2 separate regions of the Homo sapiens genome follow, and region 1 is linked to region 2. Evidence: chromatin loops called from intact Hi-C (ENCODE). Cell type or tissue: PC-9. All regions are shown on one strand. Links, peaks and the distances in the headings refer to the core of each region. The heading gives the core; the rest is flanking DNA.

The links. Hi-C counts contacts between places; a loop is a spot of excess contacts. Peaks named below come from ENCODE experiments on the same cell type or tissue, not always from the same donor. Only the 100,000 strongest peaks of a DNase experiment are listed, where the experiment ranks them.
Region 1: a loop joins it to region 2, with 5 times the contacts of the local background. A loop is called at or near these places in 6 of 110 quality-filtered maps.

What each region holds. Positions count from the first base shown.
Region 1 is chr20:57,709,083-57,724,705 of GRCh38, forward strand. LOC105372692 (a long non-coding RNA gene) reads left to right here and starts at 9,592. Exons shown (of 6, transcript XR_007067675.1): 1 at 9,592-11,575; 2 at 12,253-12,376; 3 at 13,530-13,620; 4 at 14,564-14,643; 5 at 15,521-15,623. PMEPA1 (prostate transmembrane protein, androgen induced 1) reads right to left here and starts at 933. Exons shown (of 4, transcript NM_020182.5): 1 at 392-933. The coding sequence starts at 500. NKILA (NF-kappaB interacting lncRNA) reads left to right here and starts at 1,101. Exons shown (of 1, transcript NR_131157.1): 1 at 1,101-3,698. RefSeq lists silencers at 765-1,194, 1,215-1,334 and enhancers at 2,987-3,598, 5,978-6,506. In PC-9, for the core only: no CTCF peak of the experiment used is centred there; DNase peaks (open chromatin) are centred at 5,499, 8,919 and 9,519; H3K4me3 peaks cover 1,993 bases; H3K27ac peaks cover 2,300 bases.
Region 2 is chr20:57,802,203-57,817,825 of GRCh38, forward strand. No RefSeq gene overlaps it. Among named protein-coding and RNA genes, the nearest start is that of NKILA, 100 kb to the left of the region's middle. In PC-9, for the core only: a CTCF peak has its summit at 7,506 (motif pointing right); DNase peaks (open chromatin) are centred at 7,639, 8,819 and 9,439; H3K27ac peaks cover 1,095 bases.

The sequences.
Region 1 (15,623 bases), core at 5,184-13,183, 91 kb before region 2:
GCCCCTCCACCCCCGCCCAAAGTTGATAAAGAGCCGGCCTAAATGCTCCATCGCGACTGCCCTCAGGGAAATAAAATGGAAACTTCACGGATCCGCCCGCCCCAACCCTCCCGCGCCGTGCGCCGCCGCTGAGCCCCGGGTCCGAGTCCGGGCGGGCGGGGCGCGGACAGCGGGGGCCGTGCCAGGCTCGCAGCGCCGCGGGACAAAGCCGGGCCGGCCGCCAGCTGCCGCGAGCCGGGAGGGCGCGCCCGGGGCGCGGCGGGCGCTGCCCGGGCGCAGGGCGTTCGGTCCGAGGGGGCGCGCAGGGCCCGGACCCCCGCTCGCAGCTGTGCCCCGACATAGGGTCCGAGCCCGATGGAGTCTCCGGGGAGGGGGGCGTGGGGTCACTCACTGATCTCCATGCTCTGGAACAAAGAGCGTTTGCAGTTGCACGTGCAGGAGACATTGGGCTGCCCGGCGGCGGCGGCGGCGGTGCTGTTGACCCCCATCAAGCGGTGCATGGACGGCGCGGCGGCGCGGCGCGGGGCGCGGGGGGCTCGGGGGCGGCCGGGGGGGGCTCCGGCCGGCGCCCGGAGCTGGGGCCCCGCATGCAGGAGGCGCGCGGCGGGGGAGGCGCGCCCCGGCTCGCCGGGCTCGGGTCGCCGCCAAGTTCCCGGGGCGCCGCGGGGCTCAGTGCGCGGGACCGCGCTCCGCTGCGCCCCCCCGGCCTCCCCTCGGCAGCCCCGGGGGCGTCGGCAGTGCCCGCGGGTGGCGTCCGGAAAATGGGCTGGCAGCGGGGCGCGCGCTGCCGCCGGGGCTGAGCCTCTGCCGCTAGCTTTCCCCAGCCGAGCGCCTCCGCCGCCGCCGCCGCCGCCGCCTCCTCCTCCTCATTCAAGTCCAAGGAGATCGGGTTTCGCTCCGAGACCGCGGTCGGAGGCAGGCAGACGGTCTGACGTCAGCGCTAGACGGGGCTGCCGGTTCCCACCGCGCGGGGGCCGGGGAGGGGGCGCGCGCTGCGCCAATCCCCGCCGAGGTTCCCCCGCACCCCCTCCCCGAGCCGGGGGGCGGGGTGACGGGAAACGGGGCGGGCTCTTAAAGGGCCAGAGCTAGGCGGCCCACGTAGACCCGGCACCCGCGCAACGGAGGAGGGGCGCTGTGCCCTCTCCCCAACGGCGGTCAGCTTGGAACGCCTGCCCGGCGCACGCCCGGGGCCGGGGAGCCGAACTCGGTGCCAGCCGCACCCGGGCGGGTTGCTGGTGCGCCCTCCCCTCGCCCCCGTCCCTGGGGTCCTTGACCCAGGCTCTTGGGGCTAGCCTATCTTCTGAGGAGCACAAGGTCCCTGGGGGCTCAGGGAAGAGAAATTGGAGAAAGGGGGAGGAAGCCCCCAAGATGGATCACCCATTGCCTGGTTTCGCAGGAGACTGTCCGCCTTCAGTTCTCCAGCAGCTCGGGGATCATGGCCCACTGAACCCCCAAGCGCTTTCACCCGAACCCAAGGAGGACGACCAGGAAAGACGGGAACTCGCGTAGACACGCCCGGAAGCCCTTGTCATGTAAATAGCTGTCGGGGACTGGTGTATTGTCGCCGCCCCAGCCGGCGGGACCTGGGGCGAATCCACACCCATTGTCTGCTGCCCAAGGGGCCTCCGGCTGGGGGGCGCGGCTGCGGAGTTCAAAAGGGGTATGAGCAGGAGGGGTGTACTTTTAGTTCATTAAGTTTTAATTACAGGAGTGCTACAAGAACACATTCTTCAGGTTTAAAAAGATATTAAAATATTACATAAGAGACCTCCCCTCCCTGGCCCACCTCCAGCCTCTTAAAAATTTAGTGTGTCGCCTTTTAGACACTTTCTCAAAGCTTCACTTATTTAACAGGCACTTAAGGAGCACCTACCTGTGCCAGAAACTCTCCAAATATTAACTCAACCTGACACCGACTCAGTGTGGCCGAATATTACTCTCCCCATTTTACAGAGCGGGCAGCTGGTCAAGGAAGTCGCTTGTTGAAAGTCACACAGTGGTGGAGCCTGTGTGCCAACCCAGGACCCTGGGGAGCTGCCTCCCCCTCTCCCACGTAGTCCTGATTCTTTAAGTGTCCACATATTCCTGTAATGCCTGGAGTTTCAGTAATTAGCAGGGACTTAGTGTGTTCAGAGAAAAAAAAAGCTTTTAAAAATTATTGTTACTGTGTTTGTAACAGTTTGGATAGAGAAGGAAAAGCTGGAATTTGGGAAGTGAAGGTGGCCTCGGGGTAGAACTTACCTAGACCAGAGCGAATTCATCCTGAAGAACTCAGAGAAAGCCGGTGCAGGAAGTGGGTTCCCGCTCTCCCTGCACAGGCACAGTGATGCTGCCAGAGCTCTCCCAGAAAGACCAGGAGGCTTGTTCTGGAGAAGTCAAGCCCAGGGATGTGGCTCAGGCTGGTCCAAGCTCTTTGGAGGAGTCCAAGCGTGCCCAGCCCAGAGGGAGGTTCAGAGGCACTGACCGTCTTCTGTTTGGGAGGAGAAGCTCACTCTTGGAGCCACAGCCAGCACTAGGTCAGGACCCAGGCCCCGGCCCAGGAGTGGGGCAATACCCAGCGTCTACCCCAGATGGCACCCTGCTGTGAACTGGGCGCCCTCAGCCCCTGCCTTGAGGAAGGGGCAATACCACCAGCGTGTCTTTTATCAGGGAAGATATTGCTGCAGTTTGGCCGCTGCAACTTAAGAGAAAAGCTAAGGGGTCCCCCAGCATCCCTTGGGGTGCCACTGCAAATACTGGCTGGGCCTGGAGATGACCTGGGTCCCATTCACTTCCTAGGGTGAAGGAGGTCATCATTACCACCCCTGCTTTCAGCCATTTCTTCATTCATTCAATCAACAAACTGGCTGAGCTGCAACCCTGAGCCGGGGAATTCAGCCACTCCAGACACAGCCCCTGCCCTCCGGGAAGTCTCGGGAGACCTGGCTAGTCTGGCTGGGAGAAGTCACACGTTGATTGTCTTGGAAGTGAGATGGCATTTACACAATGGAGGCTGCACTGCCAGCAGGCAAAAATAACCAGTTAATTCAGTGGCTTAAAGAAACCAAACCTACCCACAACGCTTGACCTCCCATTGATCCATCTGCGACACCGGCAGTGGCTACCATTTATTGAGTGCTGATGGTGTCACCTGGGATTGACTTAGTGGTCTCTGGCGCTAGTTCCGAAGTTGATTCTGTCTGGAGAGCTTAATGCAGTGTTCAGACCTCAGGGTCCGAACCTGAGGGTCACCCAAAGATGAGTGGGACATAGCTGTGTGACCTCGGCTGAGTGCTTTCACCTCTCCAACCTCAGTTTCCTCTTCTGCAAAATGGGGTGGCTTCATGGCACCTTCACGTGGTGTGATTGCGAGGAATGAAGGGATCGATGCCTTGCAAGTAGAGGAGAAGGGGCCGGATACATCTTAGTTGTTATGTTATTTAATCATCTTGGCAACCCCGGGAGGGAGGAACCACTATCATTTTATTTTCCATTTTGCAGTTGAGGACAATGATGATTCCAGCACAGACAGGGCCCCTGACGGGGCAGTAGGAAAGGAGAATTGCTTTGGAAGGAGCATAGGCTGGACTGCCAGCACTCATAGGAGGCTTCGTGTGTGCCCAGGACTGCGAGAATTAAATACAGGACACCCAGTTCAGTTTGAATTTCAGATAAACTATGAATAATGATTAGTGTAAGTATATCTCAATTTAACTGGATAGCTTGTATTTTTCTTTGCGAAATCTGATAACCCTAGATGTGCCAGGGACTGTGATGCTGGCATTTTGGGCATGAAGGGCAGAGCCCACTGTCAGGCACAGGCAGAGAAGGTCACAACTCCCTGATTCTACCCAGGAGAAATGGGCAGAGCCAAGGTGTTAATGGGCTGAGGAGGGAGGGCTCACTGCTGGGAGTGGGAGTGGGGAGGGGGCACCGCGATTGGGCAGGCCTGAGTCCCTGGGAAGAATGCCACAAGTCAGAGGCAAAAAAAAAAAGGTTTTGTTCACTCATTGAACAAACATTCTGCTCCTATTCAGTGTGAAGCTCTGTGCTGGGTATGGGGCACAGGGCTGGGAAGAAAACCAACTCCCTGACCTCGTGTGACATTGTGGGGGACAAAGGGACTAAAGACACACACACACATGCAAACTCATAGCTCAATGAGGTCAGGAGGTCATTTCAGACATGGTGATAACAGGCCAAAGGCCAGAGTTGGGGTGAGATCAAGGAAGCCCTCCCTGAGGAGGTGGCATCTCATTCCACCTGCAGTTACCAACCACCCACAGGTGCAGCCCCAGCCATACTGAGGCTCACAGGTGAGGCTGACATCACATGTGTAAAAAGATGAGTCCAGGTGATAATTTCAGAGAGGGACGAGACCTGGGAAGAATATAAAAGGAGAGGGTTTGGAGGCGACTTGAGCCCAAAGGGTTGGGCCTCCTCTCTGGGGAGATGTGGGCTGGGCATGTAGGGGACAGTAGAGAGGGGATGCCAGGCCAGTGGGGGCATCAGGAACTGGGAGACTCTCATGGTCCCAGCAGGTTTGGAGTTTGGGACACATTTCTCAGCCTGGCTGTGGCCATGGGGTTGTGAAATGGGTGTGTGAAGCAAATGGATTGTGAAATGGGTGACTGCAGAGACAGGCCTTTCTGGGACTCCAGACAGCGTGTGCCACCATCCGCCCTGCCCATGGGTTGAATCCGCGGCCGGGGGGATTTTCCAGAGGAAACGTCCTGTTTCAGCAGGTTAAGGGGCTTTGCTCCCAGCAGCGCCGCGCATCTGTGCTCTGCTGGACTTGTGTGCAGAGCCAGCTTCGTGGGAGTGTGACCCCCCTGCACTCTCCAGGGCCCCATGCTCTGAAGGGTCGGGGGTTTATTGTATTATTTTATTTATTTATTTTTTAGTTTAATTTTTTCTACTGTTGACATCGTGAAATTCCTAATAGTTAACAGTTTCTGAACACGGGGGCCTGCAAATCTGTAACCAGTCCTGCTCAGATGCCAGGCCCACACTGGCAGCCAGTTGGGACCCCATGGAAGTCAGTGTGGGTTTTGGCCACAGCTGAGGGTGGCTGGCAGTGTTCTGACTGTGCCCGCTGGCCGAGGGTGGCTGGCCACTGTGGAAAGTGCCTGACTGAGCCAACAAAAGTCCTGCTTGGGGAGCCGGTTGAGGGGACAAGGCAGAGGCCCTCCTCAGGGCCAGCCGTGCCCCTGTCTGCCTGCCACCCCCGGCCTGCCTGGACGGAGCTGCCTCTGCAGAATTAGTCTTGGGAAACCTTAGGCAGATTAATGACCTCCCCTCCCAACTTAGCACCTTTGGAAACACCGTCCAGCAGGGTCATTTTCTTCCTCAGGTTGGGGTTAATTGGGGCTGTCAACTTTCACAGGTTAGCAACTTTGGATTTCATTTTTTTTGTCTTGTTTTACTTTTAAACACTAGTAAGAGCCAATGTTTATTGGGCACTGCCCATGTGCCATGCCAGGCCCTGTTCTAACCACTTCACATTCTTCCACTTAGTCATTCCACAAATATGCATTGGGATCCTACGGAGAGCCAGAAATGAGCTCACTGGATCCCCACGACAACCCTCTGAGGTCCAAGCTGATATTATTCCCATTTGACAGATGGGGACACTGAGGCTCAGGGACCCAAGGATGAGGTGGAGCTGGGATGTGAATCAGGTACTTGGGCCCTAAAGCCCATGGGCTGGCCTCAGCAAATGATGCCTTCTGCACCCTGTCTCCCTCCTCACTGCCTTTGACTGGGTCCTCCCTGGCCGTCCCACTGGACTCGGTTGGCACTGTGCCCCTGGCCGTCCCACTGGACTCGGTTGGCACCGTCCCCCTGGCCGTCCCACTGGACTTGGTTGGCGCCGTCCCCCTGGCCGTCCCACTGGACTCGGTTGGCGCCGTCCCCCTCAGCTCCACGGAGGCCCCCGGGGATCCACCATTTGCCTCACCGCTGGTGGTGTCTGTTCATAAAACCTCATCTCCGACCATGAGGGGCAGCTGACTCTGCAGCGGAGTGAGGCTGGAGCGGCTGGGTTGGTGAGAGGCCACTCCAGCACCTGCTCTGGGTCTGGCGTGGGCAGCCTTGGCAGGCTGCTTCAGCTCACTGAACCTGCGTCCCCTCTGCCACTAAACAGGGAGGAGCGGGATTTCACAGTGAGGGAGAGGCAGTGTGGGGAGGCCTCAGCACAGGGCCCAGCGGCCCCTGGACTCGGTGTCTGTGAGTTCACCATCCCCTCCACTGCTCCAGGGGGCAGGCCAGTCTGGCATGCCTTGCTTGGGGTCTGGCCTGCAGTGGGTGCTTGGCAAACCTCTGTGGACTAAATGCAGGAGGGACACCTACCCACAAACACATCCAAATCCCATTTTTGGCTGCCTTCATGACTGGCTAACAAGTCTTCCCGCTCACTCACCCTCTCCACCTCCAAGTATCCTCTTGCAGCTGAGTATCCAGAAGCCAGTCACCTGGGCTAGCACCTACCAAGAAGAGCAAGGAGCGTTTGCATGGTATCAACCAGAACCAGAAGTCTCAGCCAGAAAGACGTGTTGTGCATGTGTGGTCTCCACTGTGAGCTTGTGGGTGTGCGTTGCATGTATATGCAGGACGTACATGTGCATATTCACGCTGTGGGGTATTTGTGTGTGTGTGGTGTGTGTCGTCTGTGTTGAGGGTTTGAGGGTGCACGTTGTATTGTACATATGTTTGGGGTACGCATGTGAGTATTTGTGCTATGAGGGTATGTGTGTGTTGTGCGTGCATCTGCATGTGTTCTCGCATTTTCTTGGTTGTGTTGTGTGTGTTTAGGCGCTGATACAGGAGCTTCGCTGCTGTACAAATATACAGGAGCTTTGCTGCTGGACAAATGTCAGATGGTTGAGTTCTCCAACAGCAATCCAAAGATGCTCGGCTAAATTGGCCACAGATGACACCCCCACCTCCATCCCGGGGTGCCATCCCATTCTCTTCTGTCCAATTTTTCAATTCCAGCAGGGAACTGAATTCTTCCCGAGAAGAGAGGGCTTTGGAAGCCAGGCAGGGAGACAAGGGTGGGCAGAAGGAGAGGACAGAAGGGAACATTAGAGCCAATTTTGTCTTCTGACAGATGGGTAAACTGAGGCCCAGAGAGGGCCATGACTTGGAGAAGATTCAAGGTGCCAGTGAAAGGCAGAGCTGAGCTAGGATCCATTCAGTGCCTGACAGCAGCCCAGGCCCTGCAGGGTCTTTGGTTACCTTAAATAGCTTAATACACAGACTTTTCTACCACAGGTTGAGCTTGAGAGGGGAATGGAAGATTCCAGATGTTTAACTCATGTCTGAAACACTTTCAGAAAGAACTATGAGTCACTCAAGCTGATTTCACGGACCAGAAATACCCAACCAAAAGTGTTCTGCGTCTCTCTTGTCATGAATGACACATTGTACTGTTATTAGGAGTAATTAATAATATAAAACTGTGCTTCTCAATGACACCAGAGCGATTTAGGGGAGGCTGGCCCTTGGTGTTCTGCTGCTGGGTTTGAGGGGAAGCAGGTAGAGTGGTCTGGGTGTGACAGCAAAGGCCATGCTGATCACAGAGGACTCGGACATGACCGTGTCTGCCAGGCTCTGTGCAGTGCTAATGCCAGGCACCACACCTGGCACAGAGACAATTCCACACCTCGTGCCAGGTGCTGCAACAAGCCGTGGGGCTGCACAGTGACTAGCGCAGGCCAGCTCTGCCTCCACGGTATCCCCTCTGATGGGCTTACCCACTCATCTGCCCATTTCCCCCAAACCTGAATTCTGCATGCTGAAAACCGTGGGGTCAGGCAAGTACATGTTACCACTTCTGTGTGACCTTGCTGAAGAAAGTGAATGAACTACTCCGGACCTTAGTTTCTTCATCTTAAAAGTGGAGATCTGACAGGTATCCATCCACTCATAGGGCCAGTGGAAGATTACATGGGTAACTCATGCAGGGCACTCAGCACAGGGCCTGGCTTGGAGCAAGCTCTTGAAAAAGCTAATTACAGTAGTCCCCCGCCACCCACCCCATGCATGGCTTCCCTTTCCAAGGTTTCAGTTACCCATGGTCAGCCGAGGTCCAAAAATAGTGGGTACAGTACAGTAAGATATTTTGAGAGTGAGAGAGAGAGAGGGGGAGGGACCACATCCACACAATTTTTATTACACTATATTGTTATAATTGTTCTATTTTATTGTTAACTGTTGTTGTCAATCTGTTACTAGGCCTAATTTATAAATTAAACCTTATTGTAGTATCCATGTGTATGAAAAAATAGAGTATATAGGGTTCGGTGCTGTGTGAGGTTTCAGGCATCCACTGGGAGTCTCAGAACGTACCCCCATGGATAGGAGGGAAGACTGATTAACACTGCGCATTGTGCATCCCAGGGGCTCCCCGTCCCGGACAAAATACAAACAGACCCTACTAAATCCCTCTTCTTCCCTTTGGATAACTTATCTCAAATTATAAATTATAATTTTGTGTGTGTGAATTTGTGAGTGGCTTCATTCAGTGTCTCTCCCCAGCTAGACTGTGTCCTGTGTCTCCCCAGTGTCTGGTCTAGGGACAAATGCTGAGACGTCTGCAAGGCCATCTAGAACGCCAGGAAGGCACTGTGGGAACCCAGAGGAACAGGGCACGACGGTGCCCAACAGTCCCAGGAAAACACTCTGTGCCCTTCACCTACATCTCCATGCCAGGGTTGGAGACAGGGTCCTGTCCCATCTGCACATGGAGCCCTCCGGACGGGTGAATCTGTCGTCAGTTTGGGGCTTGGGAATCGGTGTCCAAGAGCTGGCTTCAAAGGCAATGAAACTGGCATTGCATCTTTGAAGGCAGCACAGGCTACATCTGTCTTATTCTCCGTGTCCACAGCCCCTAGCAGTGACTGGCATGTGGTCACGCCCAATAAATATTTGCTGAATGAATGAACGCAAAACAATTTGCAATGTGGACTAGTCCCTTAAAGTATGTGTATCTGCAACCGGTAAGTCTACCACATATCTTAAGGAAATAATCAGAGAAGTGAACAGTTTTAAGGAGAAGAACGTTGATCCTATCTTCATTCGTAAAAGCAAAAGTGCAATGAAATTAAAAACAAATAGAAGATGCGTAAATAAAAGGCAGTGATCATAAAACTGTTCAAAACCTTGTTTTCAAAAATTATCTGATGATATAAAGTCCCATATAAACTAAATTTAAAAATAGGCTGCAGAACCGATCTCAACTTTTTACAAAAATATTATTAGAAAAAGGATTAAAATGATATTTGCCAAAATATTAACAGTGGTCAGCTTTGTGCAATGGATTAAATGCAATATATTTCTCATATTGTTTGCTCTATTTTCTACCATGAGCATTCATTTAGAAAAATTTTTAAAAATTTTTACTTAATAGTGCCTCTGAAGCACCTCTCAAGTCCTACCTCCTGCGGCTCCTTTAACAGCGGCCAAGACACCGAAGAGGCGGGGGTGCCAGACAGGCTGACGTCATGGGCAGCCCGAAATGACACAGCTAACCGGCCAATCCCAAGTTTGGATTCCGGGAGAAGCACGATCTATTGGATACAAGTGCTGGTGGCCTCGGCCAATGGTGGGAGAGGGGCCGGAGCCCGGCGGCTGCGTGGGTTTTAAATCCACGTGGTGGCTGCGGGGCGGGGCGCGGGGCCTCGGTGTTTAAAGGCTTTGGGTCCGCCGGGGCTGCAGCGGCGGCGGCTCCGAAGCGCTTGTTCTTTTTTGTGAAAGGCGATTCCTCCACCACCTCTTAGGATCTTGGGCAAGTCACTCAGCCTCGCTGAGCCTGTTTGCATCAGTAGGGTTTTGTGAGGCTCCAGCCCTTCAACAGAACATTTGCTGAGCATCTACTGTGTGCCCAGCAGGGCCTTCTTAGATCAGGTATAAGGCAGGAGGGAAGCGTCGGGAGTCCCAGGCCTGCTGCCTCTGTAACCATGGGCAGGTGGTTCAACATTACCTCCCCTTCTTCCCCACTGCTCTGCCCCATCCTGGCTTTTATTGTATCTCCTCTAAAAGGGTGTGAGCTCCACGGGGAGGTACCCATGTGCTTTGAGGAAGGTCTGCCCCAGTTTATATTCAATAGGTACTTTTTGAATAATTATTGCAAAGACTAGTTCTCAGCACAGAGCTTAACACATAGGAGGTGTTTGATAAATGGCAATTGTTCATGCAATAAAGAACAATAGCAGGCCAGGTGCGCGGTGGCTCACACCTGTAATCTTAGCACTTTGGGAGTCTGAGGCAGGATTATTGCTTGAGCCCAGGAGTTTGAGACCCCTGGGCAATGGTAGTGGGACCTCATCTCTTAAAAAAAAAAAAGAAAAAAAGAAAAAAAGAAAAGAAAAAGAAAGACAGAAATATATTAGCCAGGTGTCTTGGTGCATGCCAGTAGTCCCAGTTAATTGGGAGGCTGAGGCAGGAGGATGGCTTGAGCCCAGGAGTTTGACGCTGCAGTGAGCTATGATTGTGCCACTGCACTCCAGCCCGGGCAACAGAACAAGACCCTGTCTCCAACAGCAACAACAGCAAAGAAGAACAGATAGCACTGATGGAATGCCTATTACGTGTAAAGTGGTGTTCTGGGCATTTCACGTGTATTACATGCAATTTAACATTAACAAAATTACAAGTCTTATATAACAATATTCACAAAAAAAAACCAGATTAGTCACCATTATTATTCCTATTTTGCTGATGTGGAAACCAAGGCAGAGAGAGGCGAGGTAACTTTTCTAAGGTCGCGTGGCTAGGAGGTGGTGGGGCTTGATTCAAATCCAGGTCTGTCTACTCCTGGGGCCCTTGTTCTTAACCCCTGCGCTATCCCAATACTTGTCTAGTACTCAGCCTTTTTTTTCCAAGAACGTTCTAAGTTAGGCCTGTGCTAGTGGGAAGTGGGAGAGGAGGGGATAGGAATCAGGTGGGTGAGGCAGAGCCAGGTGAGCTGGGGTCCTGCCCCCTATGGCATGGCCCAGCCCTATGGGGTGGCATTGGGCAGGAAGAGGGGCAGTGAGACAGACAGCCACTGGGGCCACGTGTCCTGTAAACAGGCTACCTGCTTGCCAGGCCCTGTGCTGGGCTGGTGGGGGGCAGTGCGGGGCAGTGCTGGGCATGACACACCCTCCCTGCCCTCATGGGGCTGTCAGTCTAAACCAGCTACCACTAATGGTGACCTGAGTGCAGCCTGCAGGAGGGGTTTTGGTTTTGCCTGCATGGTATTTAAACACTTTTTAAACATGAATTGCCTCGGTCCCCACCCCTCCCTAGTGTCACAGATGTCAGCTTTACTCATGTGTCCCACCAGCTCCTGAATGCCCTGAGCAGCTTTGTTCCCTGGTCTCCCCATGCCAGCAGCCCGCGGGGGGGGGGTGGGGGGGGGGCTCTGTGGCTGGCACACAGTGACTGCCCTGGCTTTCTTTGCTTTGCCTCCTGTCTGTGTTTGAAATCCCGAAATCACCGCCTTGAGCTCTGAAGCCCAGCGGCTCCGAGGCTGCAAGCCTCTCCGCTGGCCCCAGATGTGCAGCATGCAGCTTGAATCTCTGAGGACTCTGGTGGTGGATGCCAACTCCAAGTAAGTCAGACTTGGTTTCAAGTCCCAGCATCACTGCTAACCAGATGAGTGACGCAGGGCAAGCTAATAAAATCTGCAGAGTCTCAGTTTTTCTCCTCTGCGAAATGGGGATAATAGCTCCTTCTTCATCCGGTTATGGTGAAGGGTAAGTGCGTTGATGCAGGCTGAACGCTTGGCACAGAGTAACACTCTTTCTTTGGAGGCAGCTCATTTAGAACCATTGTCACTGGCAGGAAGTCCTTCCATACATCAGGCTGAGGTCTGCCTGCTTTATAACTTCCATAATTTGTTTTCCTAGCAGCATAAACATGCTTCTCTCTCCATAGAACGGCCCTTCAGTAACTAAGGGCCATGCTAAACATCACGGTGTTCTATTCAAGCTCTCCTACATCATTTGTGGAGCCCATTGCAAACTAAAAATGCCAGGCTCCATGTTCAAAAATTAGCAAGAACTTCAGGTTGGTGACAGCAGAACTCAGAGCCCCTTCTGAGGGCAGAGCCCCATGTGGCTACACGTTACATCCCTTGAAGCTGGCTCTGTTCTCACTGGGGGTCCATGGTATGGCAGCATCCTCCAGTACCACAAGATGGGGTCTTTCCGGAGCTGAGCAGGGCAAGGACAGGTTCTGGCTGGACCCAGGGAAGCCCACCTGCAGGTGTGGCCTCTATCTCTGCAGCTCACAGTGGGAATCTGGCCCACAGGACCCAGCCTGCCACCCTCCAGGGAGCCGTGGAGATTTCAGGATTTCTCCTCTGCGAAATGGGGATAACAGCTCCCTCTTCATCCGGTTATGGTCAGGGGTAAGTGCGTTGATGTAGGTTGAATGCTTGGGCAGAGTAGTGCTTTTTTGTTGTTGACGGCGCATATATTGAGAGCAAAGCACACAAATCCAAAGTCGATTGTTTGATGACTTTTCACGTTGAATATACCTGGATCACCACCTCCCGGATCAAGATTGAGAGCATTCCCGTCACTCCAGAAAGTTTCCGGTTACCGCCCACCTTGTTTCCAGTTACTGCCCACCTCATTTCTAGTTACTGCCCCCCTCATTTCTAGTTACTGCCCGCCTGCGTCCCTGCAGAAGAGATAACCACGATTCTGACTTCTTTGACGGTAGATTTCTTTAGTTCATGCTTGACTTTCTATTGTTTTATTTTTATTTTTGTATTTTTAGAGACAGGGTCTCACTTTGTCACCCAGGCTGGAGTGCAATGGTGTGATCATGGCTTACTTCAGCCTCCATCTCCCCTGGGCTCAAGTGATCCTCCCACCCCAGCCTCTCAAGTAGCTGGGACTACAGGTGCGTGCCACCACGCCCAACTAATTTTTTAATTTTTTGTAGAGACGAGGTCTTGCTATGTTGCCCAGGCTGGTCTTGAACTCCTGGGTTCAAGCTCCCACCATGTCCTTCCAAAGTGCCGGGATTATAGGCATGAATCAAGGCACCTAGGCTTGATGTTCTGTAAACAGAATCCTGCGGTATGTATTCTTTTGGGTCTGACTTCTTCACTCACGGTTAGGCGTGCTAGGTTCACCCTAAGCACAAAGGCATGCTGCTTTGTTCTTTTTCATGGCTCTGCAGCTTTCCTTTGTGTGCAGACACCGTGATTTGTCCCTTCTCTTGTCATGGGCATGGGTTGTTCCCAGCTGTTGGCTCTTGCAGGTGGGGCCGCTGTGGACACTCTTACCATTGTCTCTTGGCTTGCTCCTTGCACACTTATTCTCCTTTCTCTGGGGTCCTTTGTCAGGAGTGGGAACGCTGGCAGAGGGTGGGCTTGTATTTAGCTATAATAGATATTCCTGATCAGTCTTCCAAGGTGGTCGTACCGACGCCCATTCATTGCCACCCGCAGTGGACGGAGACTTCCTGGTGTTCCACATCCTCCCCAGCACTCGGTTTGCCGCTCTTATTAATGTAGCCATTCTGATCAGTGTCACCCTTGGATTTTGCAGCTGACCTAAGGGGGCTGAGGGTGAAGGCCACAGGCTGAGAAGCTCTTGCCAGTGGTCAGTGAGGAGCAGCAAATTCGGGTCTTGGCACTTGGTAGGTGCCCCTTACCCTTGGAGACACTTGCAAATCTGACCAGCATGGGTTCTGTGACTTCATCTAAGTGACTGACGAGCACCCAGAAGAGGACAGACCCCACTGCAGAGAAAGCCGGGGCTTCCTCTTAGACAAGCCCCTCCCAGTCATCGCGTTTTCACTCATGTCCTCTCCCAACAAAAGCGTGGAACAGGAAAGTATCTGCTCTTCACAGCGTCACATGCTCTATTTAAAAACAACTTTTGGGAGGAGAGGAGGGAGCAGAACAGATGTTTGGCCATGTTAAATTTACACAGTGATTGTAGGTTGCAGCCTCCTGCCTGAAAGATTAAAATATGAAAAAAATGCATCTCAGAAACACAACAATAACAACCCCAGCCCCTGTGGTGCACTCACTACAGGGAGGCGCTGTGCTGGGGGCTTTGGAGCTGGAGCGGCTCCATGTCAACTCCTCAGCAACCCTTGGAGGTTGGTGTTATCACACCATTTTACAGATAAGCTATGACCTCCAAGCCTCAGTTTCCTTATCTGTAAAATGAGAGGGAGGCAGAGGGAGATTCAACATGTGCAGAGAGATTAAACACACACAGAGGAGAAGGCCATGGGAAGACAGAAGCAGAGACGGGGTAGAGGCAGAGAGCAGGCAGAGGGAGGCAGAGACAGAGACCAGGATGGAGAGGGAGAGGTAGAGACCGGGGTAGGGGGAGGCAGAGACTGGAAGCAGAGACCAGGCAGGGGGAGAAGGCAGAGACTAGAGGCAGAGACCCAGAGGAGGCAGAGACTGGAGTGATACAGCTGTGAGCCAAGGGACATGGGCACACAGGCAGCCATCAGGAGCTGCAGAGGCAGGTGGGACCCCAGTGGGGCCTCTGGAGGGAGCCTGGCCCTGCTGACACTTTAATTTTGGTCCTGCAATAACTGATTTTGAACTTTCGTCCCCTAGAACTGTGGGAGGATCAATGCTGCTTGAAGCCATCGGTTTCTGGGAATTTGTCACAGCAGCCCAGGAAACACATGCAGAAGGTTTGGAGATTGGTCTTTCCGATGACTAGGGTGCTTTGTGCCCATTTCAACACTCTCTGCCCTCAGTGGCACATTCAGACCACGTTGACTTGGGCAATGGTGAGGGAAATGCAAAGGTGAGCCAAAAATACCTGGTCTCTGTCTTTGGGGGGACTTAAAACAACAGCAGCTCATTCTGTCGCAGTCCAAGAGGCCAGAAGTCCAGAATCACGATGCCAGTGGGGCTGGCCCCTCTAGGGGCTCCAGGGAGAATCTCCAGCATTTCTCTCCTGGCCTGGTGGCTGCTGGCTCCTCTGGCGATGTGTGGCATGTGGACGCGTCACAGAGATCGGCAGGCAGATCTCTGCCTCTGTCTGTGCATGGTCTTCCTCTCCCTGTGTGACTCTCTGTGTCTTCACTTGGGCTTCTCACAGGGACACCAGTCACTGGATTTAGGGTGCACTCAAATCCAGTATGACCCATCCGAACTCATGACATTTGAAAAGACCCTTTTTCCAAATATGGTCACATCTGAGGTCCCAGGTGGATATGAAATTTGGGTGACACTGTGCAACCCAGTACCATCCCTTTTTTTTGAGACGGAGTCTTGCTCTGTCACCCAGGCTGGAGTGCAGTGGCGCGATCTCGGCTCACTGCAACCTCTGCCTCCCAGGTTCACGCCATTCTCCTGCCTCAGCCTCCCAAGTAGCTGGGACTACAGGCGCCCGCCACTGCGCCTGGCTAATTTTTTGTATTTTTAGTAGAGACGGGGTTTCACCTTGTTAGCCAAGATTGTCTCGATCTCCTGACCTCGTGATCCGCCCTCCTTGGCCTCCCAAAGTGCTGGGATTACAGGCGTGAGCCAGCGCGCCTGGCCCAGCACCATCCCTTTTTGCAGGAGTCACCCTCTTTGGTTTCTGAAATGCGGACACACGTTACAATGGAAACGAGCACTTGGGGCTCCCTGTCTCGGAAAAGTTGTTGAATCAATGCACGTTGAT
Region 2 (15,623 bases), core at 2,607-10,606:
GTCACACCCCTGCCTAAGATGCTTTGGGGACTTCTCCTGGGCCTCAGGATAAAGCCCCTGGTTCCCACTATGCTATGCAGGCCCTGCCACCTCTGCCCCCACCAAACCCCCCACCACCTCTTCCCTCCTGCCCCTTGTGGACCAGTGTCATTCCCACTGGAGTGTTTCTGACCCTCAGAAGGGCTGAGCTTACTCCCCGCCCAGACTGTACCCTGCAGTTTCCTCTTTTGGAACTCTCCAGCCCCAGATCCCCATGGGTTGGGTTCTATTTGTGAACTGGACCTCATGTCATTTGTCAGCCTTCAAAGTATCCCTGTGTTTTATGTTTTTAAAGCATTTATCATCATGTGACAGCATCCTCTGTAATCAGGTGATTACCTAACTGTAGTTTGTTTCTTCTACAAGATTTAAGTAATGAGAGGAGAGAGACAGAGAAAGAGAGAGAGAGAGAGATCAGCACTGGCTGGTTGTCTTGGTCCCCAGAGCAGTACCTGGCACAGAACAGTGCTTAATGTATGTAGTTTGAATAAAATAAGTTTTTTTGATTGCATTTTTAGAATAAATTAATGAACATATAAAGAGCATTCAGAAGTCTTCATATTGTCTTTTAAATATTTCTATTTTTTATTGCGGTAACTGTAAATTCAAATGCCATTGTAAAAAATAATGCAGAGAGATCCTTCGTACATTTACCCGTTTCCCCCAGTGGTAACATTCTGTACAGCCATGGTACAGTAACACAGCCAAGCTGCTGACAGTGACAAAATCCATCACCATCCCTCTGACATCCCCAGTGGTCCTTGCTCTCATCTGTGTATGTGGATTAATGTTCTTTTATTGCCTGTGTAGGTTTGTGTCTCCACTGCCACAGTTAAGATGCTGGACAGTTCCAACACCACAAGGAGCTCTGAGCTGTCCTATAACCACAGCCACCTCCCTCCCATATACTATTTTGAAAAGCCATACAGTTTTTGTTGCAATTAATTCCATGCAGAACTCCGTTAGGAAGTGCCAGGTGGATGCCGGTGCTGGCTGGTTCTGCAGCGGCCGCACACCTCGCTCTGCGCACCCATCAGACACCACCCTGGGGGCTCCGGCCCAGACCTGGGATCAGGAACAGCCAGGATCTCAAAATCCACTATGGAGGTGGCTAGGAAGCGCCAAGGGGCTCAGTGTCAAGCCCTAGAGGCCCTGGTCCAGTGCTTGCCTTCCTGGGTGTCAGCTAGGGGTCCTGGGACCTGAGCTAGAGGCAGGACATGAGCTGGCGGGGCCCAGCCCAGCACTGAGAGCCTAGGGGATAAGCTGTGGGGGTGTCTCAGGCTTTGTGCCTGAGCTAAGGGGTCCTGAGCCCAGCCCTGATGGCCCAGGGTGTGAGCAAAGGACCCTGCCCAGCACTGGTAGTCACATTAGGTCCCCCCACGGTCGGATCATGCTTGTCTCACTCCCTTTTCGAGCCCAAGTCTCCTGCCCCCTGGGCAGTTCTGTGAGTAGCCAGGTTTCCTGTCAATAAACTCCTCGTTGGCTGAGATCAGAGTCAGTATCTGTCCTACAGCTCAGAGTCCCCAACCCCGGCAGGCAGCGCCTCATCTCCACCTCTGCAGAGTGACCTCTCTGCAAGCGTCCAGCCAGTGCCAGTGTGGTGCTCCATTCAGAGCTCAGAAGGCCCTCCCAGGGCGCAGTGGGGCCCAGGGGTGCTTTTAGGCACGAGCTCACCACCAGGCCTCTTTCTGCTGAGCCACTGGGGCCTTCTCTGCCACAGAGACTCACTCGAAGACTTTTGCTCATGATCTTGAATTCCATTTAAGGACATCGAGGCACAGGAAAGCAGCCCACATGCTGCAGGGCCAGGATTAAACCCCACACAGTCCACTCCTGCAGCTCAGTTCCCCCCGACCCCCACCGACTTCTGGGGTCCTCTGGGACAGAAGCTGGGCAGGTTTCTTCTCAGAACAGTCTCCGCCAGCAGCTTCATTTATGCCCTCAGCTGGGACCAGCCCATCTTTTCCCAGTTCAGGCCCCCTAATCCCTATGACCCAACTCCCTCCACGTTCGCCACCAGTCACCATTTAATTTACACCCAATCATAGGGGCCCATCTTTGCTCTGGTTTCGAGAAAACTACTCAAGATTCTGACTTCATCCCATTTTACTTTTTTCCCTTGTGAAGACTGGAATTCAGGGATATTTATCTTGCTGGGCCTGCGAAAGCTTAAATAAAGTAAGCTTTATCTGTTGGAAGCTGTCAGCTGATAAAAAAGAAAAGAATTAAGCATATTCCTATTTGATGAACTATGCAGAGAGGGTCAGCTTTCTGTCGTTTGGCTTCATTGTTCTCTGCAGAAACAGCCACATGCCCACTTTGAGAACTGCCTCGGGACTCCAGTCTCTGACCCCTAAAGCCTGTCTGGACATTCAGACGTCTTGCTAACAGATGGACCGCTGGTGCGGCAGCAGCATGTGGGCGGGGGGAACGTTTGCCACTTCAGGGACGGCCATGGAGGGTGTTTCTCAGGACAAGAGCACATCCATGTCCCTCCTTTCCTGCAAGCCTTCAGGGATTCCCATGCGGGGAGCCTCATTCCCTCCTGGGAAGCACCTTTCCTCCTTCCAGGGGAGCCCCCTGTGGCTAGATCATCTGCGCTTCCATTCCAAGGGCAGAGTCTGACAGGGTGGACCTTGGAGACTGATGTCTAGAGGGGACTGAAACCCTGCTGGGAAGTGCAGGTTCCCCAAGATGTGCCCCACCCAAAGTCCCTCTCCACAGGGGCAGAAAGTCAACTTTTAAAACCTGTGTGGGTTACACCACTCCTGCCCACTTCCACAGCCACCACCCAGGGCCAGGCCACCGCCTCTCCCGCCTCTCTTCCCTGGTCTTCCCGCTCTGTCCTCACCCAACTGTGCTCCAAGTAACAGGTTACAGCAGATCACTCCTCTGTTCCAAATCCTGCCATGTTCCCATTTCACACGCCCCTAAACCTGCCCCCTCCCCACTTTTCCTCCTCCTACCCCACCCCCTGTCATTGTATCCAGCACTGCAGGGTTCCTGGCAGTGCCTCGAACATGCCAGGCACACTGTGGCCTCAGGGACTTTGCACTGGCTATTCCCTCTGCCTGGAATGCTCTTCCCCCATATACTGGCACAGCTCACACCATCCCTCCTTCGTCTTCCATCAAATGTCACCTTCTCAATGAATTCTTCCCTGGCCATGCTATCTTGCAGTGCTACTTGTTCCCATCCACACCCCATCCTCAGTATCTTGTCCATCTTGCTTTTTCTTTCCATAGTGCTCATGGCCTTTACAAATAGTAGTTTCTTTATTTATTATGCTTTTGTTCATTGTCTGTCTCCTTTTGTACAAGGGCAAAACTCTGGCTACTTTTTTCTCTGTTACATCCACAAAGCCTGGACTAGTCGGAGTTTGATAAAATATTTGTTAATGAATGAACAGATACAGTGGCTCGTTGTGGAATGCAGGGGATTCTGGATAGAGTTGGGTTCGTACACAGGGATGGCTGGATGCATGTTCATAGAATAAGCAAGTTTATTTTGTGAGGATTTTACTTACGGATAACCTTCATGTTGGCAAATGACCAAGGTCTTTTCCAATAAGAACTGACAAACTCAACACCGATTCCTAAAGCTTTGCAGAAAATCTCAAACATTCCTTTTTGCTGTTAGAAACAGAACACCTGACTCATACCGGCTTAAGCAAAAAGGAAATTTATTAGATCATGTGATCCCAAACCATCAGGGAGTAGTTCTGGCTTCAGGCAGGGGTGGATCCAACATTGGCTTTCTCACTCTGTTACTTGGTCCTGTTCTTCTCCACGTTGTCTTCATTCCGAGGATCCACTGGTGGCAATGTGGCTGCCAACAGCCCCAAACCTCTATCTTCCAAGTCAGAAGGAACAACTCTCTACCTGTTGGCTCCAGTACAAGTCCTAGGATTCACTTGGCTTGAACCAGGAGGACATGGTCAGGCAGGGTCACCTGTCCCACCTAGGAATGAGGGAAGGGCAGTCCCCAAGGGATATCCAGGGTCCCTTTGCCAGGGCAAGGTGTGGTGGATGCTGGGTGGCAACAGCAACATACGTCAACCTCTGGAAAATTGTTTGGAAAAGTCCCTCCAGGGAGCTGGCCAAAACCTGCTGGTGGAACGTGTCCCAGTGGCTTTGTGGAGCAGCATCAGTATCAGGTCATCATTTCATGTCCAGATGCCACTGCAAACACTGCTCCATGCTACAGGTTGCCTGGGAGCCCAGAGCCATCTTTCTAAAACTTGTTCCTCTCTGGCCTCAAATACCTAAAGCTTGGGCTCTGCCTTGGCTCCCAAGAGCCAACTCCAGTCAGCCTCCCAGCTGCATCCCCCAATATGATGATGCGTGGCCCAGCCCTGGGCGCCTGCCCTGAGCCCACCAGCCCCACCGTCACTGCCTTCACTGCCCCTTTGCCACAGGAGTCCTGGAATGACCTGTCAGTCCTCCTCTCCATTTCTCCAACTTGATTGATTCTTCCGGATCCTCTGCCCAGCCTCCAGGGGAGTCAGCCCCAGCAGCCAAGCCACCGCAAGGCCTCCTGGTGCTATCAGTCTGTCGCTACCCCTCCTTCACTGGCAAGGACTCACAGAGTATCCCTGGTGTGTGTGGACATCTTTCTCTCCTTCCCTCCCCTCTGCTGTGGTCCCTCCCCTCGTCTGTGTGCCTGTCATCTAGTGACATGATGATAATGGCAAGGACAATAGCAGCAGCTATAGCAGATACTGGCAGGGGCCCATCCTGTCCCCACTGCACCCAACCTGCAGGGTGCCAATGGCTTCCTTCATCTCCCACCTCAGGGTTTCTCCTGGCACAGGAGGAATATTCTGGACCCACATGTAGAAGCGGAGAGCACAACTGTTGGGGTGTTAAAGCCTCCCCACTCCTCTCCCCGGGAGGAGCCCTCAGCCAATGGCAGCCCGGAGTTGGGTGAAGATCCCTTGGCCCTTGCTGGGTCCATGCTGAGGCATGTCCCATGCACTTTCTAAGCAGGTCCCTGACCATAGGCTGACCCCTCATGAGCACAGCTTGTGTTGATTTGCCCTCCCTAGAGCCTCACTTTCCCACTCCCACACTGCCTGGATCACCTCCTGAAAACCGCCTGCACCAAAATCCTTGTCTCAGGCTCTGCATGTGGGGAACCCCAAACTAAGAAAACAACAAACCAAATGCTTGCCCGGTGCTAAGTGCCATGTTGGTGTTCTCTTTAAGCATTTATGCATTATATGAACCCATGCAGAAGTTATTATCTCATTTATAATTGAGCAGGACAGAGGCTTGGGGAGGGTAAGTGATTCAGCAGCCAGGGTCACACTGCTGACAGGAGCTGGCTCAGGACTCAGTGCAGTCCGCCTATCCCTGATGTCTGGGCTCCTGACCACTCTGCGATGCTGAGTGATGAATGCATGCACAGAAGACTGGCATGTGGGCCAACTCCAAGACGAAAGGAGAAATGGACCCAGATGGGGGAATGAGTGTGGCCACGGTCGCAGGCACATCAGAACACAGCTAGGAGAAGAGGATTCTCTGCTCAGCAGCCAGCCCACTCCTTCTGGAACAGTCATTCCAGACCTGTGCCATTGAGAGTAACTGAGAGCTCCTTTCATCCACACTGTTGTGCATTGTGTAAGCATGTGTGTATGTGTGTGAACATGTGTGAGTGTGCATGTGTGGGTGGGTGCCTGCCCTACTAGGGAGACACGGTGTATACACAACGCCCCATACCACCATGGGGTTTATGCTGTGAGGAGACAGACAAGGGTGCAGGCAGCAACATGGGGTAAGTGACGCCTGCCTGAAGGGTCAGGAAAGGTCCAGAAGTAGCTGAGCCAACTCCCACAAGGCAAGCTGTCAGAGTGAGGTGTTGCAGGGACCAGCCAGGCAGGCCTGGGCTGGCTGGGGCTGAGAGGAGGTGAGGGTTTGCTTTTCTCAGCTGTGCTCTGGTTGCTTTGCGGCTCTAGCTGCATCCTTTCCCTCTCTCAGCCTCAATGTCCCCACTAGTAAAGTTCCAGGAGGACCAGCGGTGCCTTCTGACATTTGAGTGGCCCTGGCAGTGGGGTCAGTTTCTGGAATAGGAACAGCCATTGGCCATCTTCCCACTGGCCCTAGCGCAGCTACACTGAGTGTCTGGAGTGGGCCTTGTAAACATGGGGTCAACCCTAGGATGGGCCTCAGGCTGGAACCAGGGATGCGGACAGGTGGACCGGCGTCTGTCCTGGTCCCCCCAGACCCACTGCTATGGGCTCACACCTGGCAACAACCTTTCCAGGACCGCCTTCATGCTTTGTTATGTCGCTCACCAGCCTTTTCAGACTCCTCCTCTAACAAGGCAATGACAAAATATCTGTTCTCAGGAATGGAGGCCCATTATGGGAGACATTAGCTTGTTTGAATTTGGAAATGAGGTTGCAGGGGTGACATGCGAATGCAGTCTCTGTCTGCAGTGGGGCCTGGCTGGGCTCCTGTCTCATGCTGGGACATGGAATGCAAAGTTGACATTTGCTCTGTGGATGTTTCAGTCCCCTTGGCTGATGTCTGGAGAGCACAGGGCTGTGAGTTTCCTGGAGCACCCAGCTTGCCTGAGGCCAGGAAAAGAGACTTTTCTGGGGTCTGAGGAAGTGACAAAAAGGACTGTTCCGTGTCCTAAGCACCTCATTTCTAATCCTTGGAATTACTCCAATCGGGGAGAAAATGTCCTCTTGCAAAATGCTGCTGGCTGCCCCCACCCCCAACCTGAGTGACTGCCACCAGGGTGGGGTTGACTGCTGGGTGAATTCAGTATAAGTCAGGGACCAATGCTTGCAGGCTGAGAAACCTGATGGTGCCAGCTTGCTTAGCTTGGCCCATGTCACGCCTTAACCAAGCTCATACATCCAACCAGAAGGCCGCTGGATTTGTTTAATCTATCCTGGGGATGAGTGACCAGTCCATTTCTATTCATAGGCAGAAGGTGGCTTTTGGAGTGCAGAATCACAGGGCGAGTTTGTCAGCTGATGTGAATGCTCCAAGCACTGGCTCAAGAAAATACTAACAGCACTCCCATGCAATATATACCAGCCATTAAGTCTGAAAGGTTTACATGTTTTATCTTGTTTAATCATTTCAACCACAGGACCTTTGCATGTGACAAGGTCAAGCCCTCCTACCACAGTCCCTTATGTTTGTAGCACTTATCACAACCGTACTTTTGCCCTGGACTGTGAGGGTGAAGTCTCATTAACGCTGTTCGCTGCTGTATCTCCCAGGCCTGGCACAGGGCCCTGCGCATAGTAGATGCTTGATAAAGATGTATTGAATGAGTGGATAAAGACCCTGATGAGGGAGGCTCTATTATGATCTGATCTTTTTACAGATGAGGGAACCAAGACTCAGAGAGCTGGAGTCACAGGCTCCAGTGGCGCAACTGCTAAGTGGCAGAACCCAGATCTGTCCCCGGTGGGAGGAGCCTCTGCACATCTCTGCATGGGTGTCTGTGCTTTGATTTCAGGATGGAGCACCAGAGGGCAATCTCACGGCCCGCATTTGTCTCACTACGTCCCTTACCCACTGACAGTTGTAGCTGCCAGCAGCCCCGTCTCACCGATGACGAGATGGGAGCACTGGGAGGTTGCACAATCCACCCTGGGGCACAAGGTGAAGAGGGAACTGCACTCAGCCTTCTCTGGCTCCAAAGATGACAGGTTCCCTACTTGGCGCTGTCTCCCTGCCCGCCCCTCCCGTCCCCACTGTGCCTTTCATGGAGCATCTACCATGTGTGGGAAGTGCATGCCAGCCCTCACTGAACTGTCACCACCATGGCATGAGCTTTGCATCGTATCCCAGAAGGGCCTGCCCTGGCTTAGCTCTTGTAGAACAGCTCTTGTCACACGCAGGACAGTCTCCGGGCCCCTCAGCTGTCAGGCTGTATGGAATCCAGAGCCTTCTCTCAGGTTCCGAGGAATTTCTTCCCATCCTCTGTCCCATCTTCTAATGAAAAGCTTCTTTAAGTTGCACAGAGGCACTTTGTCCTGAGACAGGCTTATTGAGACATCATATTCTTTTCTTTGTCAAGCCTGATGGGCTTATTTCACACACAAAATGAAATCTCAAAGTTGTCATTGTAGAAAGTCTGAAGAGTGGGTGGGGAACGGAATGACTTTCTCAAAGATGTCAGGAAGGTGCTTAGCCTGAGGTAGAAGGTGGTGTCTTGTAGTGGGGAGGTGTGGGCCAACCAGCCACAGCCAGACAGCTGTCACAAACTGCGCCACCTTAAGCAAGTGGCTTAACATTTCTGTGCCTCAGTTTCCTTACCTGCGAAATGGAATAATAACAGTATCTGCCTCGTAGGATTGTTATGACATAGACTAAATAAGTGAAGGCACATACAGTGCGTAAATGCAAAAGCAGCTGTGCGTGTCAGGCACTGTCCTGCGCTCCCTACCATCACTGCCGGCAGCAGCAGCAGCTGAGCCGTAATGGGCACGAGCAGCATGGCCATCGCATGATGCATCGGTTGGGAGCATTCGGCTGCTGGTAATAAACACCAGGAGTAGCTGTGGATTAATCTCGGCATGGATTCTCCTGGACCGCAGGTAGGCTGTCCATAGCTGTGGTGGCAGCTCCGTGCTGTCGGCAAGGTCCTAGGTGTTTCTGCTTGTTGGCTCATCCATCTGAGCATGGGGCTTCCATCCTCCAGACTGCATCGTGCTCTAATATGACTGCTGGAATTCCATCCGACACCTCTGCATTCCACGCAGGAGGAGGGAGGGCTGGGGCTGCACCAGCTGCCTCTGACTCACCGGTCCTGTGTACGCCGGGAGTGTCCCACCTCAAGCCCTGGCAGAACGCTGACCCTTGGCCCCTGCAGGGTGAGCTGGTAGGAGGGACAGGAGAAGCCGTCAATGATGACAGGGAGTTGGTGGATTAAGTGCCTCAGCTTCCTTGCCTCTGGGGTGGGATAACTCTGAGAGGCTCGTTCTACACATTTCTCCTAAGATGGCCACAGGATTGGCCTCCAGTTGCTCCGGTTGCCATAGCCTACTCATTGCTATGCTCTTCGCTGGTTTCTCCCTTTGCTCACCTCCCTCTACCTTGGAAAAATTCCATTTGCACTTGAATTCTTGACTTACAGTCAGCTTCTGGAAGAACCCAGTGAAAGACAGGGGGCAAGGCAAAAAGAGGCACCCGCAGCTGTCTGTCCACCGCTTAAGGAGCCCCTCCCCCCAGCAGTTCCAAACAGCGTGTTCCTCTCACTGTGCCCTAGCTGCAGGGCGGCTGGGAAACGCAGTCAGCTGGGGATTCTCTCACTCAGGAACAAGGAGCCCGCTAAGGGAAGGCAGCCAGCATTCTCTGCCACTGCTAAAGAAGGAATAATTACGAAAAGTTTCTATGTTCATGTCAGGCCAGATCTGACAAGGAAGTGCTAACTCCCTCGGCCCCTTGAAGCTTCCTGAGAAACCTGTTCCTTCATTTCAGTCAACAGACATTTAGTGAGCCCCTACTGAGTACTTGGCCCTGGGGTGCCATCAAGAATGAGCCATGGCTCTTGATCTCATGGTGCTTATGAGGAACAGGAAGGAGGGGAGGCAGCCGAGGCTGGAGGCAGAGGAAGGGGCTAATGATGGGAGATGAAGCAGGGCTCCACAGTCCCCAGACCTCCCAGGCCATGTGGACCACAGAGGAGTTTGAGCCTCATTGTAGGAGCAAAGAGAGAGTGTGCTGGAGATTTATTTTATTTTATTTTATTTTATTTTATTTTATTTTATTTTATTTTATTTTATTTTATTTTATTTATTGTTTTTGAGGTGGAGTTTCATTCTTGTTGCCCAGGCTGGAGTGCAGTGGCCTGATCTCGGCTCACTTCAACCTCTGCCTCCCAGGTTCAAGCGATTCTCCTGCCTCAGCCTCCTGAGTAGCTGGGATTATAGGCGTCTGTCACCATGCCCAGCTATTTCTTTGTATTTCTAGTAGAGACGGAGTTTCATCACGTTGGCCAGGCTGGTCTCGAACTCCTGATCTCAGGTGATCCACCTGCCTCGGCCTCCCAAAGTGCTGGGATTACAGGCATGAGCCACTGTGCCTGGCCTATTTTTTTAACTTTTATTTTAGGTTCAGTGGTACCTATTTTAGGTACATGTTTGTTATAAGGTAAACTCATGTCACGGGGGTTTGCTGTGCAGATTATTTTGTCACCCAGGTACTAAGCCCAGTACCCAATAGTTATTTTTTCTGCTCCTCTCCCTCCTCCTACCCTCCACCCTCAAGTGGGTCCCAGTATGTGTTGTTCCCCTCTATGTGTCCATGTGTTCCATCATTTAGCTCCCACCTATGAGTGAGAACAAGCGGTATTTGGTTTTCTGTTCCTGCACTGGTTTGCTGAGGATAATGGCCTCCAGCTCCTCCCATGTTCCCACAAAAGACATGATCTCATTCTTTTTTATGGCTTTATAGTATTCCATGGTGTATTTGTACCACATTTTCTTTATCCAGTCTGTCACTGATAGGCATTTAGGTTGATTCCATGTCTGCTATTGTGAACAGTGCTACGATGAACATTTGCGTGTATGTGTCTTTATGGCAGAATGACTTGTATTCCTCTGGGTGTAATGGGATCGCTGGGCCTAATGGTAGTTCTATTTTTAGCTCTTTGAGGAATCGTTACACTGCTTTCCACAAGGGTTGAACTGATTTACACTCCCATCAGCAGTGTATAAGTGTTCCCTTTTCTCCACAACCTCACCAGCATCTGTTATTTTTTGATTTTTTAATATTATGTGCTGGAGATTTGAAGCAGGGGCTACATTGCTGCTGCATGGAGGGTAAATTCATGTCATGGGGTTTGTTGTACAGATTATTTTGTCACCCAGGTACCCAATAGTACCCAATAGTTATTCTGTTATTCTTCCACCCAAGCTTTGCCATAAATTTGATGTCTGTTCTTCAATTTTAGCAGGGGAGTCTGTGGGGCAGAGGGCCATGAGTGGCCAGGGGAAGTCAGGGAGGAGAGCTGCAGGGGGCCCACTTTCGAGAAAAGCTGGGGAAGCAGGCCCCAGGGAACTGGGGCTCCTGCATGTGGTTTCCCTGCTGTCTGCCCTGGGCCAGCCTCTGCGCCCCTCTGAGGGTTGTGGGAGGATGTGTCTAATCCCATTGGTTCCATTTCTCTGGAGAAGCCAGATTCACACAGGCCCAGAAACTCCAGTCACTTCCCCTCATTTTACATGAGTAAACTGAGGCAGCGGCTCAGTCCCACTCCTGAACATAACCCAGTGCCTGGCTTATGGAAAGTTTGTCGGGGTACTCAACACAGACTCACTGGGTGAATGAATAAGTGAAAATTTCAGTATCTGTGGGGGAAGCAGCTCAGTGCACAAGCTCTGGCCACCAAGTGATGGATGAACAGTCAGCTTGAACATTTCCTGAAGATGCTGTGTCTGTAATTCTCAACCAGGGCTGAATTTTTTTTTCTCTAGTGTGCATTTGGCAATGTCTAGAGAACTTCTGGTTCTCACAACTTGGGGGTGGTGCTACTGACATCTGGCAGGTGGGGACCAGAGATGCTGCTAGTCATGCTCCAGTGCACAAGGCACCCCTCAACATAGAATTCTCCAGCCCCAGATGGTGGTGGGTTGAGGAGCCCTGTGCTACATGTAACTCCTGTACAGCACTAACCATCTGAACAAGATCATCTCATTACACAGCCGTTTACAGGAGGCCTCTGTTGTGTCCTCTCTACTCCCATCAAACACTCCCCCTTCCGTAAGCCCCAGTGGGGCACCAACCCGCACCCACCTCAATCATGAGCTGTCAGTGAGGTCAAGCCTCTTTCCCCGCTCACATGACCAGGCCCAGCCAATGAAAGCACCATCCTCTGGCCACAGAGAGTGGTTCTGAAGGCAAGCAACCCAACCAGGACAGCGCCACCCAACTGGAAAGGCAGAGTTCTCCTCCTGGTTCTGAAAACTGCCAGAGGTCACGCAGGTGACAGTCATCACAGGAAAACAGGACCAAGGGTGGGGCAGGCCCAGTCCCCAGGGCATGCTTTGTGCTCCAGGCTGTGTTTACCCGGCTTCCTCGCTGTAGCCACAAAGCGCCTTGGTGCACATGAAGAGAAGCAGTAGTGGTTGAACACGCACAGTGTCCCAGGCACCCGCCTGCTCCCGCACCTCCTCAGCACATGCCCTCCTCCCGTGCCCTCCTGGGAAAGACAACTGTTTCCACTTAAATCAGTTCCAGGGGTTCACTCATAACCTATGGATAACCTGACACCACCTGCTTAGGTAAGCAGGGAATTTAACGCCTCAAGTACCTCAAAAGCCCATAAAGACTCCAGACCAGGCTTGGTCCCACAGCCAGTCAATGTCCCCAAATTCCCATCTCTTCGCTCTGTCTTCTGCATTGTTGGTTTCACTCTGAGGCTCCAAGATGGCTCCCAGGAAAGAGAATGGGTCTCTGTCCCAGAATTCTCAGCCCGAGTCCCGACCTTCGCTTTGATTGGACTGCACTGGGTCACATGGCCACCTGGGATCCAATTGCTTCTGCCAAAGAGATGGACTTTAGTGATTGGCTTACCTGAGGCCACATGCTCCTAACAAGAGCGGGAGGTAAAGTTGACTTCTTGAGAAGTCAACCTGCATCCCCCACTGGGAAAGGCGAGAGATGGAATGATGCAGGAAACTGTAGGGAAAAGGCAGCAGCCAAAAAGGAGGCAGCTGGGAGGGTGAAGTGACTTGCTTTGAGCGCTGTTTCTTATCATTGCATATCTGACTGCCCAGACACATTAAAGATTTCTTCTTAACAGCCAGAATCCCTTGCTGCACCCAAAGTGGTGACAAGAGAATCAGCTGGGGGTCTCGTGAGTGTCATAGGAAGGACTGGGGGCATTGTGGTCAAGATGATAACAGTATGTGCTGCCACTCCCTGTGTTAGACTCATGAAGGACTTTCATATTGTTGAGCTCAGTAACTTCTCAAACAGCCCCCTATGTTTGAGTAGGTTGGGGAGTGAGGGAAAGGGGTGATTGTTATTATCCCAGGTTTGGAGACGAGGAAATTGAGGCTCCAGGGGTCTATGCCTCGTGTTCAGGGCTCTATACTAGGAAGGGGTAGAACTGGGACTTGAACCCAGGCTGATGTGACTCAAAACTCCCTCGAAGGAATTGGCCCATGTGATTGTGGAGGCTGGCAAGTCCAAAACCTGCAGGGTGAGCTAGCAGGCTGGAGACCCAGCACAGCTGATGCTCCAGTTCAAATCCAAAAATGGTTTGCCAAAGAACCAGGAAAAGCTGATGTTCTTTATGAAGTTCGAAGGTAGTCTGCGGGAGAATTCTCTCTTGCTTGTCGGAAGCCCATCTTTTTGTTTTATTCAGGCTTTCAACTGATTGGATGAGGCCCAGACACACTATGGAGGGCAATCTGTTTTACTCAAAGTCCACTCATTTAAATGTTAATCTTATCCAAAACACCCTCACAGAAACACCCAGAATAATGTTAGACCAAATATCTGGGCACTGCGGCCCAGCCAAATTGACACAAAATTGACTTTCACAGTCCACTTCTTGCTCCAAAAGCCAAGACTCTTGGATGCTGACTATTACTACTTTTCTTTGCTAGTTTTATCATTCTTTGAAATGATTAATTTTAACTATACACAATTCATATGTATAAATTGTACCATTAATTGCAAAAGTAGTGCATGACCATGTTCAATTTGTAAAGAGTAAAATATTACAGGCAAGTGCCCTTTGTTCATTGTACCAAATCCCCAAACTTTTCCTTGGGGGGGTGACATAGGGCATCTGTCAAGGAAGGCTAGGTTATTCTGTAATCACAACAACAACATACAACCCAGATCTCCAGGCTTCAGAGCTACATGTACATCTGGGTTGGGAAGGGGCTCTGCTCATTGGCACAAGGTTGGCAGGGAGCTGCCAACTTGGAGATGGTTGATTGTTATGCCACAGCAAAAAGAACTCTGAGGAATTGCACATCAGCAATTAAATGCCCAGCAGTGGCCCTGTGATACTTTTGCTCATAACTCGTTGGCCAGAAATAGTGACATGTTCCCACTGAACTTCAAGGTGCTCCAGAAGTGCAGTTGGTCAGAAATATTCAGAAACCAGATGGTGACCTCCACACACTGGGATCAGTTTGTGTGTTCCTTTTGAGGCCTCTTTGTATGCGTTTGCATACATAGGTAGAAAATATGTAATGTATTATGTTATAAAGACCATTCTGCAACTCTTTTTCTTTCCCTAAGAAGTATCTTAGAGAATTTTCCATGTCAGGATGTGTACCTTGGCTTCATCCTTTTAAAGGATGCAAATGATGTCATGATTTGGACACTTGATAGTTTATTTTGCCAGTCCTCTATGGAGGTGTTGTCAGTTTTTGCTGCTATGAGGAATCCTAAAATAGATGTTCTAACCTGTGCTCTTTAGTGCACATTCCTCAGAAATGCTGGGTGCTGGCTTGCATATTAAAAATTTGATACTAAAAAATTATCCTCTAAAATGACTATACTAATATATACTCCCACTGGCGGTAAATGGCAACTCCCCACTTGTTCCCTAACTAGTAATATGAGTGGACTTCAAAAAGTTCATGGAAGAATGAAATTAAAAGATAAAAATGAAAAACATAAACTTTATAAGCTCCAGCAAGGTCAAAACACTCTTGTAAGCAGTGGTACCAGCTATTTAGTCCATCCCTTAAGAACTGAGGGTCCTGGGAATTTAGCCATGTCAATAGTCTTTTTTTACATTATTAACTGAAGAAAAAAAGGGCCCTTTAAAGATTTTTTAAGAGTAGCAAACACTTTTTTTACAAAGTCAGAAGGAGCCAGATCAGGACTTTAAGGTCAATGCCTAATGATTTCTCATCAGAACGCTCTCAAAATTGCCATTGTTTGACAAGAGGAGTGAACAGGAGTATTGTCATGGTGGAGAATGATTCTCTGCTGAAGGTTTCCTGGGCATTCTTCTGCTGAAGTTTTGGCTAACTTTCTCAAAGCACTCTAATAATAAGCTGATGTTATTATTCTTTGGCCTTATAGAAAGTCAACAGCAAAATATCTTGAGCATCCCCAAAAAACTGTTGCCATGACCTCCTGATGGTCCACTTTTGCTTTGACTGGACCATTACCACCTCTTGGTAGCCATTGCTCTGATTGTGCTTTGTCTTCAGAATTGTACAAGTAAAACCGCGTTTCATCTCCTGTTAATAATTCTTTGGAAAAAACGGTTTCAGGAACTTGATCCCCCTACTTGTTTAAAATTTCCATTGAAAGCTCTGCTCTTGTCTGCAGCTGATCTGGTTGTAAGGGTTTCGGCACTCAGTGAGTGAAAAGTTTGTTCACCTTTAATTTTTCAGTTAGAATTGTGTAAATTGAACCAGTTGAGATGTCTGTGGTGTTGGCTAGCATTTCTGCTGTTAATCGTTGGTCCTCATCAATTACGGCATGAACAAGCTGAATTTTTTTCTCACAAATTGATGTGGACGGTCTGCTTCTGTGAGCTTCATGTTCAACAGCATCTTGCCCTTTCTGAAAATGGGTTATTCATTTGTAAACTGCTACTTTCTTTGGGGCACTGTCCCCACAAACCTTTCATAAACC